Linked DNA regions of Homo sapiens: region 2 is linked to region 1. A link is a contact called in ENCODE Hi-C or POLR2A ChIA-PET data. All regions are on one chromosome and are shown on one strand. Each heading gives the region's core, a stretch centred on a gene start or an enhancer-like site at or near the end of the contact. The rest is flanking DNA. Distances are from core to core; before and after follow the strand shown.

Region 1 (4,512 bases), core at 1,222-3,721:
CGCCGGGCGCCTGAGCACCTGCGCATGAGGAGGCTGAGTCACAATGTGTTTGTGCTAGGGTAGGTATTAATAGAAACATAAAACCCCGGATCAGCCATTTCTTCCCCCTCTGGACAAGCCCGGACGACACGGGGCCACTGTTCTGTGACTCTGACCTTTGCCGTACATTAAACAAGAGGAGGGCGGGTCACATGGACACCTCATTAATTCGCCCTCCCTGTGGCAGGAGGATGGAGGGACAACAGAGGGCAGAACTCTCCACACTGCAGCCTTATCAAGGATAACGAGTGACCGTGTTGGGGGCTCAGGGGAGGGGCGAGTATCCCTAGGGGCGGGGCCTCAGTGAAGGGATAAATTAGTGCATCCTTTGTTTGCCTGCCAATAGGTGCTTCCAGGGGAGCCCTGGGGGCTAGGGAAGTTTGTTTGCCCAAAGCGTTTAAACAATCCCCCTGCAATCCTGTTTGCACTCTTCATTTGCTCAGCAAACCTGCCCCTCGGATATAGCTTTGGAGTAAACTCAGGCCCAGCTGCTGCTGAGCTCAGGGATGTTGTTTGGCCCTCCCAAGCTGGGGCAGGGGCTCCAAATGTACACAATGCCCCCCCAACTACCACCACCACGCAAATAACACCCCATCTGACCTCATCCTGCTGGGCAAGTGAGAGTTAAACATCCTAGTTCAAGTTCATTCTGTCTCTTATAGCTAAGTACCTGACTTTTCAAAGGTCAGAGCTGCTGCAGGGCTGTCTCTGCTCTCAGGAGGACACCCTTCCTCCCACTCCCTCTTTGCCAGGCTGCAGTGGAGGGGCCTGGTGGCCCTGGGGTGTTGGGTCGGGCCATCTTGCTTGCAACACGCCCCGCAGTCCTGGGGCCGGCGGGGTTGGGGCGGGGAGTGGGGGGGTCCTGAGGTCTGTTTACTACACCTAAGCCATGCAGGGGAATTGCTCTGGGCCCTGTGGCTGGGTCCCTATTCTGGGGCTGCCACCTGCTAGAGGGAGGTCTGGCTATGACCCCAGTGACCCTTGGCACGGCTGGCTGCTCTGCAGTTTTGACTATAGGGCACCGGCCACTCTCAGCTCCCTCTGGTCTGCCTTCCACACAGTTGGGAGCCTAGGATCCTGGGGGTGCTAGGCAAGCCCCTCTGGTACTTCCTGAACCTCCCACCACCATCTACTCTGGGTAGCAGCCTGATGTTGTAGAGGTGGGGTCTTTGGCACCAGAAGCACGGGGGGCAGGGGAGGGGTCAGGGTCAGCATTCCCTTGGATCTAGGAAGTTTCTTACCCCCTCCTTGGGTGCAGCCTCACATATCTCCCTTCTGATGTCTTATGCAGTTCCAGTTCACCTTCTTATCACATTCTGTGTCCTCTGCCCGACACGGTCTTAGAGTAAACCTCACGCTCAGACCTGCAGGCATTGCACTTGATATAGAAAGGGCAACGTGCAGACGTAGAAAGCTTTTTCCCCTGCAGGGAAGCCTGGCTTTCAAACCCTTCTTGCTGTGGGCCTGGAGATCCTAGTCTGGCTAGGCGCTCACTTGCTCTTTGTGTCTTGTAACAACCCTGATCCTCCTGGAGGCTTGGGCCTCTGGCAGACTAGTGGGAAGGTCACCAACAGGGAAGAAAAGAAAAACACCAAAGGCATTCCCACATTTTAAATGTACTCTTCCATTATACATGTCAATCTGCCCTGGAGATGTCCCAGTAAGGGCACCGGCTGAACACAGGAGTGTGTGGAGGGGCCCCCATCTGGGCCCAAGGATCTTCTGGCATCAGGGGTAGAGGGCAAAGGGCCCCTGCCGCTTCTTATCAAGTGGTCAAGTGCCTGTGGCATAGGAACAATGACGGCTGTGTCACAAAGGTATGAGGATTAACAGAGTAAACGCCTGGTGTAGCCTCGGCTTCACCACTGGGCACACGTGGAGATGCTCCTCGTCTTATTCCCTCTCGAGCTGCTCTTAATGCCCAGATAGACCGAATTTGCCCCCAGAACAGGAGTTCCCCATGCCTTCCTCTTCCAGGGAGATTTCAGTGAGAGCAGCAAGTCGAAGCCTGATGCAGTTTCCAGGTGTATAGGGCAGAAAGGGATCGTCTCCCCAGCATGGCTTTTTGACAGATAGAAGGCATCGGTGTGACAGAGAAGGAGGCTGGATCCTGGGCTACCCATCAAGCTGCGGGTTACTCAGGGAGGACCGGGGGCTGACAGCCCTTAGACTACCCTGACTCATGCCTGGAGTCAGACATAGGAGCTCCCTTCCCCCCAGGCCACCTCTGCTGGGATGTGCTTGCCCCTCCCCACCCCACCTCAGTTTCCCCACTGCACAGTGGACACCAAGCCGAAGTCATAGGGTGTGGGAGCAGTGAGTCTGAAGAACACCACAGTTAGGAAATCTAAAGCAATCTTTTTCTTGGTGCTGGCAAGGGTAGCTTGCATGAAGGTCAAGATAAAACCCGCGGGGAGAAAGGAGCGGCGGAGTGTTTTGTTTGGCGCAGGCCAGCCGGCTGTTGCCTCGGTAGCTGAGAACATCGGCTCTGGTCACGCTTGCCTCTGCTCCAATCCTATTACTCCATGCGGTTTGGCCTCCAAAAATAGCCTCTGTCAGCTCCATCATCATAGTTCAGCATTTCCACCACCGGTCACTTATTGTTCCGTGGACATAGTCATCGTTAACCCCTCCTCTGCCAGCCGGCCAGGAGCACCTGGGCTAAGATTCCACCTCTGGGGAGAGCGTTTTTCTTTTCACAGCCCCATCAACTCTGCAGGGAGAGCCAAAGGGCGTTTCCATGGGACGGAGCTTCCACCCGGTCCAGACACCACAGACCTACATGGTTTCTTTTTTAACTGCCCTACAAGGTTTAGAGGGGTTATCTGCATTTGGCAGAGGAGGGAAGCAAGACTCAAGGAGGTGAACTGACTTACTCAAGGTCATCAGCCAGTGTGTGGCTCAGCCCAGGTGCAGACCAGGACTGCCCGACTTCAAGGCTGGCCTGTGTCACCTGGTCCTGCAACCATAGCTCTTTTGCCCCAGCTGAGATGAGGCCTCCTCCCCACAGCCTCCTCCAGGCCCCTTTGGTCAACAGACCCTGGACTGAAGGCATAGGGGGAGAGTGCTGCCTGCCTGCAGGGTCACCTGAAGTGTTTGTGTAGAGTGGAGATCGCAATCCCCTGCTCCCAGACAGCCTGACTCAGTAACCCAGGGACACAGCCTGGCAGGGCTCATAAGTCTAAGCACCACGAATGTCCTGAGAGTCTGCAGGTGCCACTGGGAAGGAAGGAAAATTGGTCTTTTTGGAGTCTGGCATGGCATCCAACACATTAGCATATAACAGTGTGTTTCTTTTCAGCAGTCAATTTTTTAGATGAGAAAGTGGAGATTCCCTCCATGGCACCAGATTGTCTCTCAAAAGAAAACAGCCAACAATTTTACAGCAAAGATCAGCCTGGACGATGGACAAATGTGTCACACAGACCTGAGTGTGGAGTAGGCGCCCAACAAGGAGGCAGCTAGGGCAGTGGCTCTGAGCACAGGCCTGTGGACCAGGCAGACCCCAAGTGCTTGGGGCGTATAAATGAGATGATGTGGGTCCAGGGGCAGCACAGAGCCTAGTGCTAATGACAGCGTCTGGGATCACTGAGGCCTCAACATGTGCAAGAACATTGTCCTAAGAACCTGCTATTGATGAGCTTGTTCACACTCGTTAGGCAAATTCTGCTGTTATTCTCATTTTACAGGGGAGAAAACTGAGGAACTGAGAAGTAACTTACTACTGGAAGTAGGATGGGAAACCAGGCATCTACCTTCAGAGCTTTGTGCATTCATCATTACATATGTTCCCTGGGGACAGAGCAGTCCTGGTATAATTGCTGGGGAGCCCTGGCCTGCCACTGAGACTCCCCCACCTCCCCTCTGGCTTCTCTGTCTGCCCCTGCAGGGCCTGGACCAAGTGCTCCCAGGGGCCTTCTGGCCCTGACCCACTGAGGATGCATCCTGCTGTGGCCTCCTTGCAGTAGCCCCAAGACTGGCCACCCTGGCTCCTGCAGGCCAAGCCCCTGGGGCTCCTGGCTCCTCCTGCTGTGTCAGGCCCAGCCTCCTTCCAACCTGCTGAGGTGCTGACCAGCCCCAGTCATTCCTCAGGACAGTCTCTGAGTTTGGACAGCGACCTCTAAACCCTGCCCATGCTGTGATTTTATCCTGGCCAGTCTTTGCTTGCATACCATTGCCATTTAAATCATTCTGCCGGTGGAAGCTGGGTTGAAGAAACCAAGGGTTCTGGGTCCCCCAGTGCTGACCCTGCACCCACAGCGAGGAATGTAGAGGTTGGAACAATCTTCACCTTTCACAGGCTTGGAGTTCACTTGCTCCAGAACAACTTTGCGACTTTTTGGGAGAATGCCAGCAGTAATCTCCATGTGGCCCCGTGGAAAGAACCTGGGCTCTGCCAGGCTTTGGTGCCCTCTCTGCAGCTCTCAGGCTGAGTTTTGGTGAAATGATGCTTGTGGAACGCCTAGCAAAGCA
Region 2 (4,428 bases), core at 1,517-4,016, 47 kb after region 1:
GGACTCCACCCAGCTGACCCCATGAATAGAAAGGGCACATTGCCTAACTCTCTGAAACACCCAGAGCCATGAGCCACCCCGCCTGGCCCAGTGGCAGCTGTGTGTCTGCTGAGCCCTCCTGAAGGACGTGTATTTCCCTTGACCACAGAAGGCAAGCCTGTTTCCAGGCATCCTTGGTGCCCAGTTGCTGGAGGCTGCCCCAGTTCCTGACAGAGCTGAGCCAGCCTCGGTTCTGCCATAGGCATGTGCTGGCCACGTCTGGGTGGGTGAGGAAGGCGGCCCTTTGCTTCCTTACTCAGAAACCACTTGCTTCCCCTCCCGACCCCCAGGTCCACATGCCTGGGAAGCTGTGCTGAAGCTGTCCTGGCTTCACTCCCCTCTAAGCCTTTGACTTTGGGAAAGGCTCATCATTCCAAATGGACATAACCTGCTTCTGGTTCCACCTTGAAGCTAGAAATCGAGGCTTCAATTGGCTGTTGTAGCACCTGCAACCAGGAGTCTCCCTGTCCTAGATCCCTCCCTCCAAGGGGCAGGAGGTAGCCCCCAAGGTGCTACGCAAGTAGAGGGTGTGGCTGTCAGACACGGAGGCCCTCCCATGGGCCTGCCGAGAGGAGTTGTATGTACTAGGACACCTTCCAGCTCTTGCCTTCATGGGAGGAGCAGAAATGACTGCTGAAGCCTCCCTTCTCTCCTCCCCTTCCTTTCCCTTTCTTTCTGCAAATGTTCACTTGGCTGTGCCATGCTCACAGCTAGGCTGGGAGGGGAGCAGGGGAGATAGGGGTGTCTCTCAAGGGCTTTGGTCTTCCCTCAATTTCAAGCCCCTTTTTTAAGGCTTGAAAGCTCATCCAAAGCTCACCCCAACCCCATCCTGAGCCTCCTCTGAGGACATGGACCTCCCTGAGCTCTTCAGCTCTTCTGGACCACACCAGAAAAGCCGCTCCCGAGGGGCCTCAGGGGCCTCTCCAGTGCTCCAGCCCAAAGTGCACAAAACCAGCCATGCTGGGCTCCCAGCCCGCTTCACCTGGATCTCCATCCGGGCTCATCCTGGAACCCCGCTTCCCCCACCAACAATCTTCACATCCTGCCGGTTACACCCGGGCGTAGCTCCTGAGCGTGTCCTGTCTCTCTGCTCCCGTGCACCCTCTCCTCTCCAGGATCCCTTTCGCAGCCCCCTCACTGGTGTCTTGCCTCAGCCCTTCCGCTTCCCAGCCCGCTTTTCCCCAGGAGGGAAGATCATTCTGGATGCACACTTGTCTGTCTCTAAGGCCTGTAAGACAAAGTGCAGACACTCCAGCAGGGCTCAGAAGGCCCCGCTTTCCCAGGGAAGAAGCTGATTCATCCCCCCGGCTTCCCTGGTCACAACTGTCCACTCCCTGCACCAAGCCCCACTTTGCACTTCACTTTCCTAACACCTGTAACCTCCTTCTGGCTCCCCTCTCCTCTTCCTGCTCCCCTTTCTCCTTTAACTCAGGCCTCACCTCCTACAGGAAGCCTTCCCAGAACACCTTCCCATATTCTTCCCCCAGCCTGGGTTCGGGGACCCTGCATGGGGTCGCCTCTCTTCTTGCATCTATCACACCACGTTACCTGCATCTGTTTCTGTGTCTGTCCCCCACCTGAGAGTGGGCTCCTAAGGACAGGAGCCATCGAGCTGGTCTTCATAGGTGGGCTCCGCATGCAGACCTGTCAGGTGCCCCCCACCACTGCCCCCGCCCCAGAGAAACAGAGCCAGCAGGAGCCCAGGGAAGATGCAGCAGCAACGAGCTCTGGGAGATGTGGTTCTGGGACAGAAGCCTCTGGCTTGCTGTGTGACCCTAGGCAAACCATATCATCTCTCCAATCCTCTATTGCTTCATCTACCATGCAAGGAAAGGGACAAAACTCTCTGCCCCCTGTCCCCATCTTCAGGTGGGGTGGCAGTGGGGAGCTGGAGACGCATGGGGTCACAGGATTACCAACATTCCCAAACAGGGTGTGTCCCGGAGACACAGAGCAGGGTGGCTTTGCCAGCTGAGGATGAAAACCAGGCGGAAATGAGCTAAAGTAATTCCAGGTGTCGGTTTTCTGTGCAACAGGTGTGACCCGCCTCCGTGGCACCAGGACACACAGTTCTGTTAGCTGAAGCACAGAACACCTTCTCCACTGCATAAGCCACCCCCAAAACACCTATTGCACATCTCTGAGTCTCCTTTTCCTCCCCCTTCTCGTTCTTCACCCCTGTATCCCCAGAGAACCCCTACATCTCCAAACTTCAGACCAAAACTCTCTCTTCTCTGACAGCCTTCCCTGCTCCCTCTTCAAAGTAGATTCTTGGTGCCACTCTGGGCCCCAGCATTTAACAGCTGCCATCCTCCCCAGGGTCAAAGTGCTAATTGGCTACTAAAAGTGACTTCAGTCCATACTCAAAGCTCAGGAAAACGCCCTCTACCCCAGCACACGCGTGCGTGCACACACACGGACCCCAGGCTTGTCTTCTCTTCTGAGCATGGCCACTCTAGTTTGGAGGCTCTATCTTCTGCAACCTGAGTTGGTCCTACCCTCACCCCCACCCCCACCCCGATTCCCAGGCCCAGTCCAGACCCCCAAAATCCCAGGGCCAGCTAGGGGTCCTAGAACTGGCTTTCAGCCTCCAGCGTTCTCTTTCCCCTCTCCAACGCCCTTCTTCTCAGCAGGGACTCCTGTCCTCTCATGGAAATTTGCCGTCCTGTGTCCCATTGCCCAAGAACTTCTCCCAGCTGAAAAAGGAGCCCGTAATAAGTGTTCGGGGTTGAGCAGATCATACATATTTGCAATGCTACCGGAGATGGGGGGAGAAAATGCGTTAGCCCAATGGAATGAATGGCATGGGTGATGTGGCTGAAGGCAGAGAGACTGGGGCAGGGAGGGCAAGGGCCAGCTCCTTCCTTCACCGCCCTCACACCGCCTGTGCCCAGGGCTGGCAGCACCCTGAAGGTGAGGAGAAAGGCCCAGAGCTTTGCCCCCTGATTCCTCCGGCTCCGCCTCACCCCGCCTGCCATCCGTGCATGCAAAGCCAGGCCTCTGGAATTGTGCCGCCAGGCCCCGGGCTGGAAGGGAAAGGGCTGCCAGGGCTCGAGTCCAAGGGAAGCCCACGAGCTTCAAATTTAGAACTTGAGTCTCTCAAGGTCTGAGTCTATTTAGACTCTTAGAAACACAACCTCCGTTCCTCAAACATAACCGGCGAGTGGTGGGTGGGGAGTGCAGGGAGAGAGCATAAAACATCTCATAAAAAGGCTGTGCGTCCTGCTGGACATCAAAGGGCTCTTAAGGAGCGCATGCGGATGAGTTCAGGGTAGAGGAGTCATCAGCATATGGATTAAATTCCCTATTCATTATGCATCCGTCAGAGCGTCAGGAGAAAACTTCACACAGCATGGCCCCAGTTCAACAAGCTGGAAAACGCTCTGAGTCACGGAGGGACCCCAAAGGCAATCAGCCGCTCCCCGCCATCCTGAATCTTCTTCCGCTGTGGAAAAACCTGCGCTAGAGGAAACCGGCTGTGCTAATTCAGACAGGCTGGCCCCACTCACCACGGTCAGCCCCTCCACGCCTCTCCAAGTTCTGCTGCAGCAGGGCCAGCTCACCCAGATATAACTGGGCCCCTCTCCTGCATCTGGCCCCTCCTGGCTCTCCCCACTGCCACCCAGGGCTGTGACCTATTGCCCGTCCCCATCCCCACAACGGCAACCTGTGTCTCCCTGAGAGGACAGGGAGGGCAGAAAGGTGCCCCGGCACCCATCCAGCAGGCCTGTCCCGCCCAGGCAGGGCTTTCTGACTGATGGAGGACCCTGTACATCCCCTCCCTACGCTCATCCCAGCCCACCTCACAGGTCAATCGCCTCTCCCAAATTCATCCCAGCATCCAGGCCTCCCTGAAATCCCCATGCCCCACGAAGCCCAAGGCCTAAAGTGCTCACCCCTCCGCCATCTAGAGTCAGCGGGAGGTTCTGATAACATGTGCTGCATTTAGCCGGAGGACCCAGCAACGCAAGATTCCTGCTTTGCGAATTGCCGCCGCTCCTCCGGGGTCCTGAGGAGATGTGTGCGAAGAAGACCAATAGCAAGGTGGCCACAGGACCCCACTTCAGGAATGGAGGACTTATTTCCCCAGCTGCTAAGATGTCTCCAGCGCCCCCTGCCCTCCTCTTCCTGCAGGCAGAAGAGAGCCCCCTTGCCCAAGAGCACGACCCTTCCTCAGTGGGACCCATCAATGGCTGAGTGATGGCACTGAGGTACAGAGGCTGGGGACACACCTCCAATGCAAATCTCTATCTCAGCTGCTTTCCAGGGAACCCCACCTGTGACATACCAAGCAGGAAACTAATAACCACTTCACTAAAAACTGGCCTCTCGTCCAGTATTGCCCAGTGCAGAGTTCCAGGAAAGCTGAGACAGAGAAAGCACTTTGGT

Evidence for each region. A loop is a pair of places that touch in the nucleus more often than their neighbours do. ChIA-PET counts read pairs that join two places held with the same protein, here RNA polymerase II (POLR2A). Pooled maps may share reads with other maps.
Region 2: a map of ascending aorta shows a loop between it and region 1 (4-fold over the local background). The contact joins two enhancer-like sites. A Hi-C loop is called at or near these places in 7 of 168 maps with a recorded cell type or tissue (Caco-2, HepG2, PC-9 and 3 more) and 5 of 50 pooled maps. POLR2A ChIA-PET finds 5 or more read pairs at or near these places in 5 of 52 experiments (AG04449, AG04450, BJ and 2 more).

What each region holds. Positions count from the first base shown.
Region 1 is chr2:120,564,305-120,568,816 of GRCh38, forward strand. No RefSeq gene overlaps it. Among named protein-coding and RNA genes, the nearest start is that of LINC01101, 100 kb to the left of the region's middle. Within about 2 kb of position 2,472, at least 7 of the 41 ENCODE cell types and tissues checked have a DNase peak (open chromatin) inside an H3K27ac peak, as active enhancers do; they include ascending aorta, where a contact is called at or near this core.
Region 2 is chr2:120,611,070-120,615,497 of GRCh38, forward strand. No RefSeq gene overlaps it. Among named protein-coding and RNA genes, the nearest start is that of GLI2, 120 kb to the right of the region's middle. Within about 2 kb of position 2,767, at least 3 of the 41 ENCODE cell types and tissues checked have a DNase peak (open chromatin) inside an H3K27ac peak, as active enhancers do; they include ascending aorta, where a contact is called at or near this core.